Linked DNA regions of Homo sapiens: regions 1, 3 and 4 are each linked to region 2. Evidence: chromatin contacts called from ENCODE Hi-C or POLR2A ChIA-PET data. All regions are on one chromosome and are shown on one strand. Each heading gives the region's core, a stretch centred on a gene start or an enhancer-like site at or near the end of the contact. The rest is flanking DNA. Distances are from core to core; before and after follow the strand shown.

What was found. A loop is a pair of places that touch in the nucleus more often than their neighbours do. ChIA-PET counts read pairs that join two places held with the same protein, here RNA polymerase II (POLR2A). Pooled maps may share reads with other maps.
Region 1: a loop to region 2 is called in a pooled map, with 3 times the contacts of the local background. The contact joins the promoter of CYFIP1 here to the promoter of SNURF in region 2. A Hi-C loop is called at or near these places in 1 of 50 pooled maps. POLR2A ChIA-PET finds 5 or more read pairs at or near these places in 2 of 52 experiments (AG04450 and activated T-cell).
Region 3: a loop to region 2 is called in a pooled map, with 11 times the contacts of the local background. The contact joins the promoter of TUBGCP5 here to the promoter of SNURF in region 2. A Hi-C loop is called at or near these places in 2 of 37 single-sample maps with no recorded cell type and 6 of 50 pooled maps. POLR2A ChIA-PET finds 5 or more read pairs at or near these places in 1 of 52 experiments (CD4-positive, alpha-beta T cell).
Region 4: a map of naive thymus-derived CD4-positive, alpha-beta T cell shows a loop between it and region 2 (17-fold over the local background). The contact joins the promoter of MKRN3 here to the promoter of SNURF in region 2. A Hi-C loop is called at or near these places in 1 of 168 maps with a recorded cell type or tissue (naive thymus-derived CD4-positive, alpha-beta T cell), 2 of 37 single-sample maps with no recorded cell type and 5 of 50 pooled maps.

The regions. Positions count from the first base shown.
Region 1 is chr15:22,978,664-22,981,883 of GRCh38, reverse strand. It overlaps CYFIP1 (cytoplasmic FMR1 interacting protein 1), which reads left to right and starts at 1,516. Exons shown (of 31, transcript NM_014608.6): 1 at 1,516-1,597. RefSeq lists enhancers at 1,251-2,219, 2,220-3,187.
Region 2 is chr15:24,953,714-24,957,241 of GRCh38, reverse strand. SNURF (SNRPN upstream open reading frame) reads right to left here and starts at 2,255. Exons shown (of 3, transcript NM_001394334.1): 1 at 2,180-2,255. The coding sequence starts at 2,193. It overlaps SNRPN (small nuclear ribonucleoprotein polypeptide N), which reads right to left and starts at 2,255. Exons shown (of 10, transcript NM_003097.6): 1 at 2,180-2,255. The region is part of intron 4 of SNHG14 (small nucleolar RNA host gene 14); the gene reads right to left. RefSeq lists enhancers at 405-454, 143-708, 725-884, 709-1,274, 1,275-1,840.
Region 3 is chr15:23,037,654-23,040,913 of GRCh38, reverse strand. TUBGCP5 (tubulin gamma complex component 5) reads left to right here and starts at 1,345. Exons shown (of 23, transcript NM_052903.6): 1 at 1,345-1,516. The coding sequence starts at 1,371.
Region 4 is chr15:23,564,282-23,567,351 of GRCh38, reverse strand. MKRN3 (makorin ring finger protein 3) reads right to left here and starts at 1,678. Exons shown (of 1, transcript NM_005664.4): 1 at 1-1,678. The coding sequence starts at 1,569. The coding sequence ends at 46.

The DNA of each region.
Region 1 (3,220 bases), core at 267-2,766, 2.0 Mb after region 2:
GCTTTCTTTTGGATCAAGCATATTTTTGTATTCTATTTTATCTCTTTTCTTGGATTTTTAGCTGTATTATTTTTTATTAATTGCTCTAGGGATTACAATATTTTATTATTTTAAGACGGAGTCTTGCTCTGTCGCCCAGGCCGGAGTGCAGCGACACGATCTTGGCTCACTGCAACCTCCACTTCCTGGGTTCAAGCGATTCTCCTGCCTCGGCCTCCCGAGTAGCTGGGATTACAAGCCCACACCACCATGCCCGACTAATTTTTGTATTTTTAGTAGAGACGGGGTCTTCACCATGTTGGCCAGTGTGGTCTCGAACGCCTGACCTCAGGTGATCCGCCCGCCTCGGACTCCCAAAATGCTGCGATTACAGGCGTGAGCCACTGCGCTCGGCCGGGATTACAATATTTTAAATTATCACAGTATAACTTGAATTTGGGTTCTATCATGTCATCTACAATGTAAAAACCTTTGGAATCTAATTTTGAGACTCCACCCTAGGCACAGAAAAGGAGTAATCTGCTGATTTGAAAATGTGTGGACTGGGAACCAGAATGTTATCCAAAGCCCCTGTTTTGCAGGAATGTGAGAAAGTGATATCCGAATATTGAGTCAACTGGTAGATTGTCTCAATCCGCTGGTCAGGATTCATTTGCTGCTTTTTGCCTTACCGCAGAGCACAAGCGGGGGTAACCAAACCTTCATAATCTAGAGACCAGACTAGAATATCTGATGCCCATCCTTACTGTTCTCCGTAAGAACCAGGGGTCGCGGATGAATGGGGAGTGAGGTTGCTGCGGCTGAGCGGGGCGTTTAGGGCAGTTTTCCTAAACACGCCTGTGACCAGCTGACTCCACTCAGCGTTTCCGTGTGAGGTATGTTTCTTCACCGGCCTTTCAAGATTGTTTTTTGGCACGAGCTCAAATCAGGTTTTCTTCCGTCCGCCGTTCCCGCAGGTCTGCGCACGGATTTGTCCCTGGTTCCCGCAGGCAATGGGGCCGCAGGGGCCGGCCGGGGGGGTCCCCAGCGGGCTCTGCGCGCCGACCTGCAGCTGGGACCCGCGCCTGGAACCCTCCCGACGAGCGCAGGTGAGCGCCTCCTGCCAAGTGGGGCGGCGCCACACGGGCGTCCTGGGTGTCCCCCTGAGCTCCTTCCGCAGCTCAGGCCAACCCCCGCCCTGACCCGGTGGAGCCCCGGGACAGGGTGCGGACCCCGTTCCTTCGCGCTCCGAACCGGACGGACCCGCAGGAGGACCCCACGCCCGCTCCGCTCCGACCCCGCCGTCCCGCGCAGGCTGCGGTGACCCAGGCCGGCAGGTAGCCAGGGGCTCTCTGCCTGGGAGGACACCTTCGGCGGCTGGCGTGGGGAAAGGGGCCGCCCGGCCGGGGATGCCCCGCCAGGAGGAGGGAGCGGCCGGGGCCGCGGCCGGGAGGGAGGAGCGCCGGGAGGAAGAGGCCGAGCCGGGAGAGCCCCCGCCCCGGGAGGAAGGGGAGGAGGCCGAGTGTTTCCTGGCGCATTCCCGGCCAGCCCGAGTGACTCACTCGGCCAAGGAAACTCCCAGGGCCCGCCCAGGACCCCCAAGCCGCCGCGGACGCAGGTGAGGAACCCCGCTCGCCCGCGCCTGCCCTGCGGCCTCCGCGGGGTCCGGGTCCCCCTCGGAACCTGGGCCGGCCAGGGCGGCGGCGGGGCCGGGACGGACCCCCCCCTCCCCCCCAACCCCGGCGGCGCGGCCTCCCCGGCGGCGCGGCCTCCGGGATCGTCCTGGTCCCCGCGTCCCCCAGGTCCCGGCCCCGGGCTCCCGCGCCTCCCGGGCTCCAGGTCCCCGCACTCCCTGCACTGGCTTCCCGGTCCCTGCGCCCCCGGCCTTTCGGCCTCGGCCCCGAGCTCCCCGCCCCCGCGTTCACCGCCTCGCGCCCCCGGATCCCGGATTCCGCGCCCCGGCACATGGCACAGCTCCAGTGGCGAAGGAATACCTTAGTGTTTGACGTTTTTGTTGGAAAGTAAGGAGCAGGCAGATTGTTAATGTTGCACTAAGGTCGCGCAGCAAGATCTGAACCCGTTTTTGTTTCGTGCCCCTGTGAGGAGCGGAGGGAGCCTGGTCCGCGGAGCCATTCCGGGCATTCTTGGAGAGAGGAGTTTTGGGCTTTGTTAAGGAGGCGCGATCGTTACGGAGGCAGCACTGTTTCGCACAAGCATCTGAATTGTGTATTTTAAGGCTGAAATGCGTGAGCTTAATTTGCAGCACATTGTGGGTGTGACAAGAAGGGTGCAAGAATAATCGGGAAACGGGGTTGATGGAACGTGTTTTAAGCTGAGAGGGGCGTCTGGACGGTGTCAGCTCCGCTATTAAGTCCAGTCAGGGAGCGGCTGCTGATTGAGCCCAGCGCCGCGTGGTCGCCGCTGGGGACTGAGGCTCGGGAGCGTTTGTTTTCTGGCGGCGGAGGGCACCGTGGCTGCGCCGGGAGCGGTGGTGTTTCTTGCAGTCGTCCGTCGGACTCCGGAATGAGGCGTGGTCGGAGCCGCGGTGATGCCTGGTGCAGTGCGCACATTGCTATGCTTGACAGCTTGGCGGCAGAGTCCCGGCCAGGCCGGGACCCGCGGGGGCCCCACGCATGCTGCCTTTTCCCTGCGGGTGGCCAGCGGTTTTCCAAGTGATGTCTAGATCTGCAGGCACGGAGCCTGGAAGAACGAGTCACGCTGTGAGTGGGCGCGGGCCGTAGCAGGTGTGCACTCGTAGGGCCAGTAGGGATATAGTGCCGGTGCCCTCACTGCGACCGAGGCGCCCTGGAGTCGTGGCGGAGGACGTTTCCTGCGTTAAGACAGGTGTCTGTGCTGCGCTCAAAGAAAATGTACCCCCTAAGTTTGTGTGTGTGTTTAAATTTATTTTAAACTTTTAGTAAGATTCACTTTTTGGTGTTCAGTTCAGTGAGCTGTAGCAGGTGCATGGACTGTAGTGACTTCCACCGCAGTCAGGATACTCAGGAAGGCAGCCTCTCTCCTCCCCGCTCTTGCAGCCGCCTGTCTGTTCCTCAGTCCTCCTGCTTTGCCCATTCCAGAATGTCACATGTGGGCTTGGAGTCTGGCTTGTTTCGCTTAGCATAAGGCGTTGGAGATTCAGCTATGCTCTGGTTTGTCCCTGAAGAGTAAAGATACAAGGGTCTGAAAAGTGTGGCTCTCGGATACAGCCTGAGAGAGAGACTAAAATGATAAAGTGATGAGA
Region 2 (3,528 bases), core at 1,006-3,505:
GCCATCACGATGTCCTCTCCCCCAACCCATTTAAGGAAAGTATGCAGTGCATCAGAATGGACTATCCAGAGATTAAGAAGGATAACTGAATCTTAAATGGTGACATTTATTAAATGTGTCGAATGGAAATCAAAGACTACAGGGAGTTAAAAAAAAGGGGTTAACAAGTCCAGTTTGAAAATAGAGAATTAGCGCACAATACAACCAAGAGAGGAACTACAAAAATGAAAAGGTACGATTTTCCAGGGAGTCAGAAAACCAATTTAAAATCTCTATCATTAATGGAGGCTTGCTGAAACAGCACAGCAGGTCTTGGGGTGGCTGCACCTTTGATGGCCTCCAGGCCGCCACCACTCTAGTTTACTGCAGAGCTGAAAAGCAGTAGCCCAGTGCAGCTGCCATCCCACACAGGCGGAGGTGGTACAAATGCCTGGCCTCTAGCCACATTCCCCTCCAGTCCTCTACTGCTGCACCGTGGGTAAGGGGTGGCTGCCAAGCTTGCTAGGCGGAGCCTGCGCCAACCCATCTCCCTCCTCCCCCCTCTACTGCGCCACAACCGGAAAGGAACAGCTGCTGTATCAGCCAGGTGAAGGGGAGGGCTGCCATTCCTTCCAGGCAAAAGCTGCGTAAGCCCTCGCTCCCCTGCCCCACGTCTCGCCCCACTGCAAGCGGAGGCGACTGTCACCTCTGCTGCGTCTGCGCAACCTGCATCCTTTCCCAAGCAGCACTTTGGGGAGGGGGCAGCCGCCCACCTTGGCCGGCTTCCTCTCCTTACCACTGCACCCTAAAGAGGGTACGGCTGAAACTCCGAAACAGCAGAAGCTGAACACACACCACCTGCCCCCTCCCCACTGGCGGCTCTACAGGGAGGAAGCGGCCACCCCCCCGCTGAAGCGCTTGCGCAGATCTAAGCCGCTGCAGCGGCGGCCATCTTGAAGGAGCTGCACAATGGCAGTGACGCAACACAGACCCCCAGGTTATTTCGACATAGCCTTCCAAGACCTGGTTCCCAACAGAGAGAAACAATGAAAAAAAAGTAACCCCCAGGCATCACCTGGCCTATCAGTCAAAAGATCTGTAAATGCAAGTTCTGCACATCATTCCAGTCTTCTTATGCCATAGCCTCTAAAGCGAGGGTTCCTAAAGGGTACGCAAGGATTCCACGCATTTCTGCAGCCCCTGCGGCAGTGTAGGCATTGCGCAGTTTTAATAAAAAAGCACCACCACCACAGTAGGCAAACCAGATGACCATCGCAGGTCACAGGAAAATTAAAGGCTGCGGACTGTGCTACTGCCCCTTCTGATGCCCCCTCCTCTACACAGCAATCATTCAGCGTCCCTTAGTCACTCCGGACAGCGACAGGCCCCGCGGCCGCCATGCCCACCGCCTCCATGCCATGCCCACCGCCGCCATGCCTACCGCCGCCAAAGTCCACCACCGCCATGCCTACCCGCTGCCAATGCCCACCGCCGCCAATACCCACTGTCGCCGCCTTCCCCCTACCTCCCAGCCACTTCCTACGGACTCTCCCCGCGCCGCGACCACCAACACAACCCCCACCACTGTCACACCGACTCATCCCCCTGGTCCACTGCCATAGCCTCCTCGCCTCGGTCACTGCGACGAATTCCCCCCCCAGTCGCCCCACGTACCCTGCTCCACCACGCAGTGGTCACTATTATACACCTACCTGCGCTCAACACCCCCTAAATACCGATCACTTCACGTACCTTCGCCCCGCCACAATCACTCCAATATACCTACCTCCGCCTAAAATCCCTATGCACTGGTCCCCCCACGTACCCTCGCCACACGGAACTGCAATCACCCTGATGTACCCACCTCCACCCATGTCCCTTGCCCACTGCGGTTACCCCGCATGCTCCCAGTCACCACCGCCCTTCCCACCGCAGACACCCGCAATAGGACCTGTCGCGACACCACAGTTGGGGGCGGATGGGGGACGCGCCCCAATGCGAGCGGACAGGATACCATCGGGGCAGAACGGCACAACAGCAAGCCTCTGAACATTCCGGATCTGGTTCTCCAGAACAAAGGACTTTAGGGCCCAAATTCCGTTTATTCAGTACTCCAAGTCCTAAAAACTTGGAATATCTGATGAATAAAAGTGGCCGCTCCCCAGGCTGTCTCTTGAGAGAAGCCACCGGCACAGCTGACCTTGCCCGCTCCATCGCGTCACTGACCGCTCCTCAGACAGATGCGTCAGGCATCTCCGGCGGCCGCTCCACTCTGCGCCAGACTCGCTGCAGCAGCGGCAGGCTTCGCACACATCCCCGCCTGAGCATGCGCGCCAGCCTGCCTCTGCGGCCGCGCAGGCGTGCTTGTTTGCCGCAGTGCAGGGGTCCCAGCTCCCTCCCTCACCGGAATGACCTGGGGGGAGGGGGCTACTGGACCCCTAGGGCCCCACAGCACTGTTGCAATGAGAGGGGGCCTCTAGAAACCATAAGCAACCTGGGATCAATGGACATGTCTACCTGTTTTTTAAAATGTGTAAAATACTAAAGAAATAATTCTTGGTTCTACAATAAATTTTTGCACACACCACTGGCCAAACAATCCTAATTTACACTCACCCTCAGGTCTTCCTATGTGCGGTACAAAAAAGCTGGTTTGGAAAAGTTAAATGCGCCATAACCACAATCAATGCAAATACGCCAGACTTGAAATCCTTCCAAAAGAAAATATCCCTAACTCTAAAAGCATGCTACATTGTTCAAATTTGGTGCGATTTTTCTACCCTTTTTCTACTTTCTACATTTTGAGGGGGTAAATTGTGAAAATTATCTCCCCCAAAATCACAATATAATTAAACTCTCCTATACGGAATGGATAGATCATTCAACTCAAAAACACTGGCTATTCAATTTTTGTAAAACAAAAATATGAACTTAGACCCCCACCTAAGATCTAAGTAGGAGAGCCTTTCTTTGCCTATTAGAATTGGATACATTAAAATTTTTACCAATAATCAATGATAGCTGGAGTGGGGAGAAACAGGCACTTTTATATAATACTAATGGACAAGTAAACATTATTTACGACATAATATTCTATCTGCAGAAATAACGGAAGCATCAGTAACTCCAAAATTTAGACGCTGATGTAGCTTGGGAAAAGACACTGCAGAAAAGAAGAAAATAATCCTGAAACTGCATCTGCATAGTTTTTACACACATTTGCCCTTTCTCAATTGCCCATTATCGAAGAAGGGAGGGTGATGTGAGTGGAGGTTGACTAAATGGTTAAATCCCCTCCCAAGCCCTGTAAGCTACTGCTCAGTTCCCAATGATCCTACATTAAAACAGGTGCGCAGAGGCTTATCAATGCTGACTTCTATCGTAACAAAATCTCAGAAACTGTGTAATGTTCCTCACAGAGAACAGATAGGCTAACTAAATAAACGTATATATAAATAATAACATGCAATATGGCTGATGGAAAAAATGATGTATTAGGCTGAATCATATAAAATTGTCAATATTGAATTGTTTTGACCTACAAAAACA
Region 3 (3,260 bases), core at 96-2,595, 1.9 Mb after region 2:
CAGCATCTCTGGCCAGGTCAGATTATGATACCCCCCAGCACCTCTGGCCAGGTGAGGTTATGATGTCCCCCCAGCACCCCTGGTCAGGTGGGGTTATGAAATCCCCCCCAGCACCTCTGGCCAGGTGACATTTATGAAGTCACCCCCAGCACCTCTGGCCAGGTGGGGTTACGAAGTTCCCCCCGCCCCCCAGCACCTCCGGCCAGGTGGGGTTATGATGGCCCCACAGCACCTCTGGCCAGGTGGGGTTATGATGGCCCCCCAGCATCTCTGGCCAGGTGGGATTATGATACCCCCTAGCACCTCTGGCCAGGTGAGGTTATGATGTCCCCCCAGCACCTCTGGCCAGGTGGGGTTATGAAGTTCCCCCCGCCCCCCGGCACCTCCGGCCAGCTGGGGTTATGATGTCCCCCCAGAATCTCTGGCCAGGTGGGATTATGATATCCCCCTAGCACCTCTGGCCAGGTGAGGTTAAGATGTCCCCCCAGCACCTCTGGCCAGGTTGGGTTATGATGGCCCCACAGCACCTCTGGCCAGGTGGGATTATGATACCCCCTAGCACCTCTGAGCAGGTGAGGTTATGATGTCCCCCCAGCACCTCTGTCCAGGTGTGGTTATGAAGTCCTCCCGGCACCTCTGGCTAGGTGTGGTTATGAAGTCCCCCCAGCACCTCTGGCTAGGTGGGGTTATGAAATCTCCCCCACCACCTCTGGCCAGGTGACATTTATGAAGTTCCCCCCCTCAGCACCTCTGGCCAGGTGGGGTCATGAAGTCCCCCAAGCCGCCCCTGAGGAACAGGCGAGGCAAGGGCCAGCAGGCACTACTAGCGGGTCGGGACAGCTGCTTCGCTGATGCTGGTTGTGTAGCATGGATGTGTGTAGCGTGACTGTGTTGTGTGGATGGGGCACGGAAATCCGCAGAGACCATCACTGGAGGGAGAAGCTGCAGGGCCGGGAGGGTTCAGCAGGTAAGCAGTTCAGGGTTCCTGGAAAGGCGGGTCCCAATGCATTTGCTGACCGGGCACCTAACGGGCTGCTCTCAAAATCACTGACTGTCACCGAGGCCGGCCAGAGACCCTTATGTATCTGATTCACGATGACACCAGCTAACTCTGAGTACAGTAGAAAACGTACCGTCGGGCAACCAGAAAATGCGCACTCCAGTCCCCACCACGGGACAGCGCCAGGCAGTACCCTCCACAGCCGGAGCTCGAACTGTCGCGAGAATAGCGGTCGGCTTGGAAGTCGCCCGGCGCGGGAGCGCGAACTCTCGCGAGAATGCCGCCAGCTCCGGAGGCGACTGCGGCAGGAGCCCGAGCTCTCGCGCGACAGGCACCAATTCGTTAGACGCGCGCTGCAGGAGCGCGGAACATGGCGCGGCACGGGCCACCGTGGAGTCGGTTGGACGCGCAGCAGGAGCGCGACGTGCGGGAGCTCGTCCGGGGTGTCGCCGGCCTCCAGGACGAGGCAGACCCCAACTTCCAGCTCGCCCTAAACTTCGCCTGGTCCAACTTCAGGTGTGGGGCACGGCGCGCGGGCGGGTTCCCGGCCACAGCCCGGAGCCCGCGCGTGGGTCCCGCACAGCCCGGGGTCGGGGCGCGCTGGGGCAGGGCATGGGGCGGAGGCGGGCGCGGCCTCAGGGAGCCTTCGCAGGCCCTGCCACCGCCTGCTCCCCGCCGGCCAGCGCTCTCGGCGCGGTGCCCTGCGCACCACAGGGCGTGTTACCCGGGACGCGTCCTGATCGTCACGGGGAAAGCGTGAACTGGGTTTCTTGCCGGCCGGCGCGCGCGCCTGCAACCCCAGCGCTCTGGGAGGCCCAGGCGGGACTCCAGGCCAGCTTGGGCAACGTAGCAACTCCATGTTTATAATTTTTTTTTTTTTTAAATTAAAGAGATTGTATTCTCACTGACTCCTGCTCCCTGGTCAGCCCAGTGTAAGATCTCTCACCCTGCTCTCCTTTTTCCAAAACGCGTGTCATGACACTGATTTAACCTGTCATTACTGTCTCCTCCACTTCCACTCCAGCTAGAATGCTGCATCTCTGCACAGCTCCTGGCACGTAGCACGCTGAGTCACCTAATACAATTTCTAATGCAGTTTCTCTTGTAACTAATTTTTAAAGACTTACAGAATTTAGATATTTACGTAAAGTGAGATCTCCTATTTTTCTTTATGGGAGATGTAAATTAATACTTTTAGAGTCATTACCCATAATGAAATTATTACTAAAAAAATGTTAATGTTAATATTCTACCTGTTTAATTTCAGTAAAAATCTTCTTGAATAATGAACAGTTTTTCAAAATCCGTAATCTTAGTTACCTTAATGATCATAGCCATAAAGTGTCTAGTTGGCTTATAATAGGAATACGGGGCTTTCAGATTCTTTTAAACCATGCCAAGTTTCTGAAGTAATAAACTGAATTCTTAAGTGTAACTTATAAAAATAAACAATGTGTGAAATAGGTTATACAATACAGAAACTTAAATGCTGAAATCCAAGTTATTTTTCTACTAATATTTCTAAATGACAGTAGGCAGATTGTCATCATTTTAGAGCTGGGAGAGACGTTGGAGGTTACTATTTTCATTCACAGATTTCAGGAACTAAATTATAATAGGTAAAGTGGTGTTCCATTCACCCATTTACTGGCCTAGAATCATGTGTTTTTCAGTAGTGTAATTTTATTTAAGTACAGATTGCTCGCTTTGATACTAAAAAATGGAAAACATTTTTTGCATAGGCTATGCTATGTACATATACATTAGTTGCATAGGCTGTGCTGTAATTTTATGATGCTTTAAACCATCAGAAAAATGAATAGTTCATGTTTACATTCTTGAAAATTGTGGACTGGGCGCGGTGGCTCACGCCTGTAATCCCAGCACTTTAGGAGGCCGAGGTGGGTGGATCACGAGGTCAGGAGATCGAGACTATCCTGGCTAACACGGTGAAACCCGGTCTCTACTAAAAGTACAAAAAATTAGCCGGGCGTGGTGGCAGGCGCCTGTAGTCCCAGCTACTTGGGAGGCTGAGGCAGGAGAATGGCGCGAACCCAGGAGGCGGAGCTTGCACTGAGCAAGCTCACTTTTCTCTAACTGAAAAGTAGCATCTCCTTCTATTATGAATGAAGGCAGCAAACCATAGCAGTATTAGCCTACCTATGACTTTATCACCAGTAGAAATCGCATACTGTTTTCACATCAGAGTTGTAGATATTTGTAAATGTTGTTTACTGTTACTTTAATGGTAGTTAATTGG
Region 4 (3,070 bases), core at 429-2,928, 1.4 Mb after region 2:
GACGACAGAACCTCAGCAGACTAGACCACATGCCACAGCACGATGCTACAGAATCAAATTGAAATATTCTTCCAGCTCATAATGAAGCAAGTCCCACTGGTCCTCAGAGAAGGGTAACTCATCTCTCAGTGAAAGAAACCGCTTAAACAACAGACTGGCCAGCCGAAGCACGACAAGCTCCTTCTTAATGCTTTTATAGAGCATGTTGCCCTCTCCCATTCGCACAGGCTCCACAAGTTGATGCCAGTATGCGCTGAATGACCCACCACCTGGCCCAGGAGGCTCATCTCCCCAGCCCTCAGGGTATTCATGCTTGTAAAAGCATGTGTCTCCAAATGGGCAGTTACCCCTGCCTTCCGCAAAATACCTGCAGGCCTTGTTGCTCATTGCCTCCTTGTATTGCTGAATAAGTTTCTGCTTCTCTTCCTCCTCCTCCACCCAGAACTCACTGGGAATGACCAATTCAGAGGTGACCCTGCACTGTGGGCAAGACTTGACGATCCTGTTCTCAAACTGTCTGGCACTTCTCCACCTGCGGATACACCTAATACAGAAGGAATGGTTGCAATTGGAAAGAATGCCAAAGCGGCGGTCATTGGGGTTGGCCTTCTCATAGACAACCTCCATGCAGATGCCACACACCTTGTCCATACCACGCTGCACAGCAAACGAGAGTTCCATATCTTTCTCGTGTGCTTCAATGCAGGCCCTCATATGTTCTTCCCTCTGGGCAGCATCCATGGGGTGCAAGGTCTGCAGCCCACACATGTCGCATATGTCTCCATGGAGGTACATACAGCTCTCCCCACGAAAGCAAACTCCCCTGGAAGCATAATAGCAAAACCGCAACCCACTGCCCACAGCCATCTGCTTCCTCTCAGTCTCTGAGCTCTGTAGAGGAGCCTCGGGGGCAGATGCAACCCAGCGGCCCCGGTAGGGCTGCCCTGGAACAAACTCAATGGCATCCGCCCAGCTTTCTACACCTGCTCCTCCAGCAGCTCCACGGTCTGCATTGTCTCTCTCGGCTTCAAAGAAACCCCTTTCAGCAGCCGAGCCAATCACAGGCAAGGAAAGGGAGGATGCAGCCGGGGGGGCTTCCGCCACTTCCTGAGTCGGGGGCTCGATGTGCGCAGCCGTGCTAGGGCCTCCACCTGCAGAGGCCCCAGGCGGCGAAACGCCACCCTCAGTGGCCATCTTCCGACCAGAAAGGTCGTGCGAATAGCGACAGTTCTCCCCCTCCTTGCACTGCCCATGTATATAATACCTGCAGATGATCTGCTTTGTCCAAATGCCGCTGCTTCGGCTTGGCAACGGACTGGGCCAGGCTCCTCCTCCTGAGGCTGGGGCAGGCCTCAGGCCTCCTCTGCGGAGGTGGGCAGGGACTGGAGCTACAGGGAAGGGGGCCCAGCCCCTTGCCGCATGTGGCAGGGCTGAATCTGGAGCAGCAGATTCCCCGGAGGGCTCACAGACGGGAAGGTCCGGCCCAGACACACCCTCCCTTGCTGCCTCAGCACCTGCCTGGGCCCCGGCTGCCTCGTGGGCTTCTGAGGGAGCTGCAGGCTCTTCCATGGCTGCTTTGGCACCCCGAAATGGTGCCAGAACCTCTCCGGTATTTTTTCTTTATGGGCTTGAGGCCCGGAATGGCGGCCGCGCTCGGAGGCTTCTCTGGGGGAAGTGTGCATCTCTTTTTCCTTCCCCCCTGCTTTTGGGTCCCTCTGACTGTGTGTTCCTACCTACTTCCGGGCACAGGCAGCATGGCGGACACTTCCTGTGGGGGCAACGTACGTGCTCTGCCTGGTTTTTACCGCAATTTTCCAATCTGACATATTTTTTCGTTCACACAGGCGGGGACCAACCCAGCCCCTTTTGTCTGCCTTCTGCCTCTGCTTCGCTGTGTTCCGGCAGTCCCTAAGTCCCTTCTCACACGATTTCCTCAGGAGAATGAGGTTTTACTTTAATCTCTTCTGGTTTCGGTCATGCACGCTTCGTTGTATTTTCGTATCTGTCTGCCTTAAAAAAAATATAATCCTATAGATTCTGAAACATTTCATCCATGAATTATATAAATTCTTTTTTTATTCACTCCATCTTATGTCTGTGGTTTTTTTCTTTTAATGCCCGATCGCGGCAGGAAGCTTTTTTCAATTCGTTCGGTTGACAAGGCGCCGTTTCTTTTGGTCTTTGTTTTCTGGGATTTCTGAGGGCTTACACTGGATACGCTTTTCACCAGCAAGGCATTAGCAGAGAGCACTTCTGATCCGAGGCTAAGTTAGCACCTTTCAGATGTCTTTCTTTATTGTGATTACTATGCTCATTTTCCCACTGTGTTAGAAGCGCCAGACTTCAACCAGTCCTGATGCTGGCCTAATAAGACACTGTCCCCTGCATGACCCAGGCTTTTATTTTCTCTACTGGTTTAATTCATGGCAGCCCTTTGTTTCCCTTCCTTTCTTTCAACCCCATCTGTGCTGTGTTGTGGCAGGACAGCCTTTCATAACATATCCTGTGCCATATTATCCACAAAGGAATGGTCTTTAATTTCCATGTATGAGCGTTTTGTCATTTTTGCAGATAAATGTAGTAGATTAATCATTTTTTTGTATTCCTACTTTGCTGAGAGTACGTATCATGACTGCATACTGAATTCTGTTATGTAGTTTTATACATTTTTTGAGACAATTTTGTTTTTCCCTTTATTCTCTTAATGTGATTATTTGCAGCTATGAGTTTCAAATATTTAACTAACCAATTTGTTTCTAATAAGAAGCCCTTCTGTCATGATATATCATTTTATATATTATTGGATTTTTTTTCTATAAGTTTCTTTGAGGAAATTTTGTTGCCTAAATCTGTAAAGTGGAAACATATCTGAATATTTATAATCACCCAAGTCAACAAATTAAATTATAATTAAGTAGGTAAAAGCAATGAAAGCAGAATGAAGCAAATAATAAGGGCAAGAAAAGCAATGAAGAAAAACAAATATTAAATAAGGGAAATAAATTAAGTAAAATCCCTTAAACTGCTTATTGAAGCCAGATAATTTCTGGTGAAATTTATCAAGGAAAAA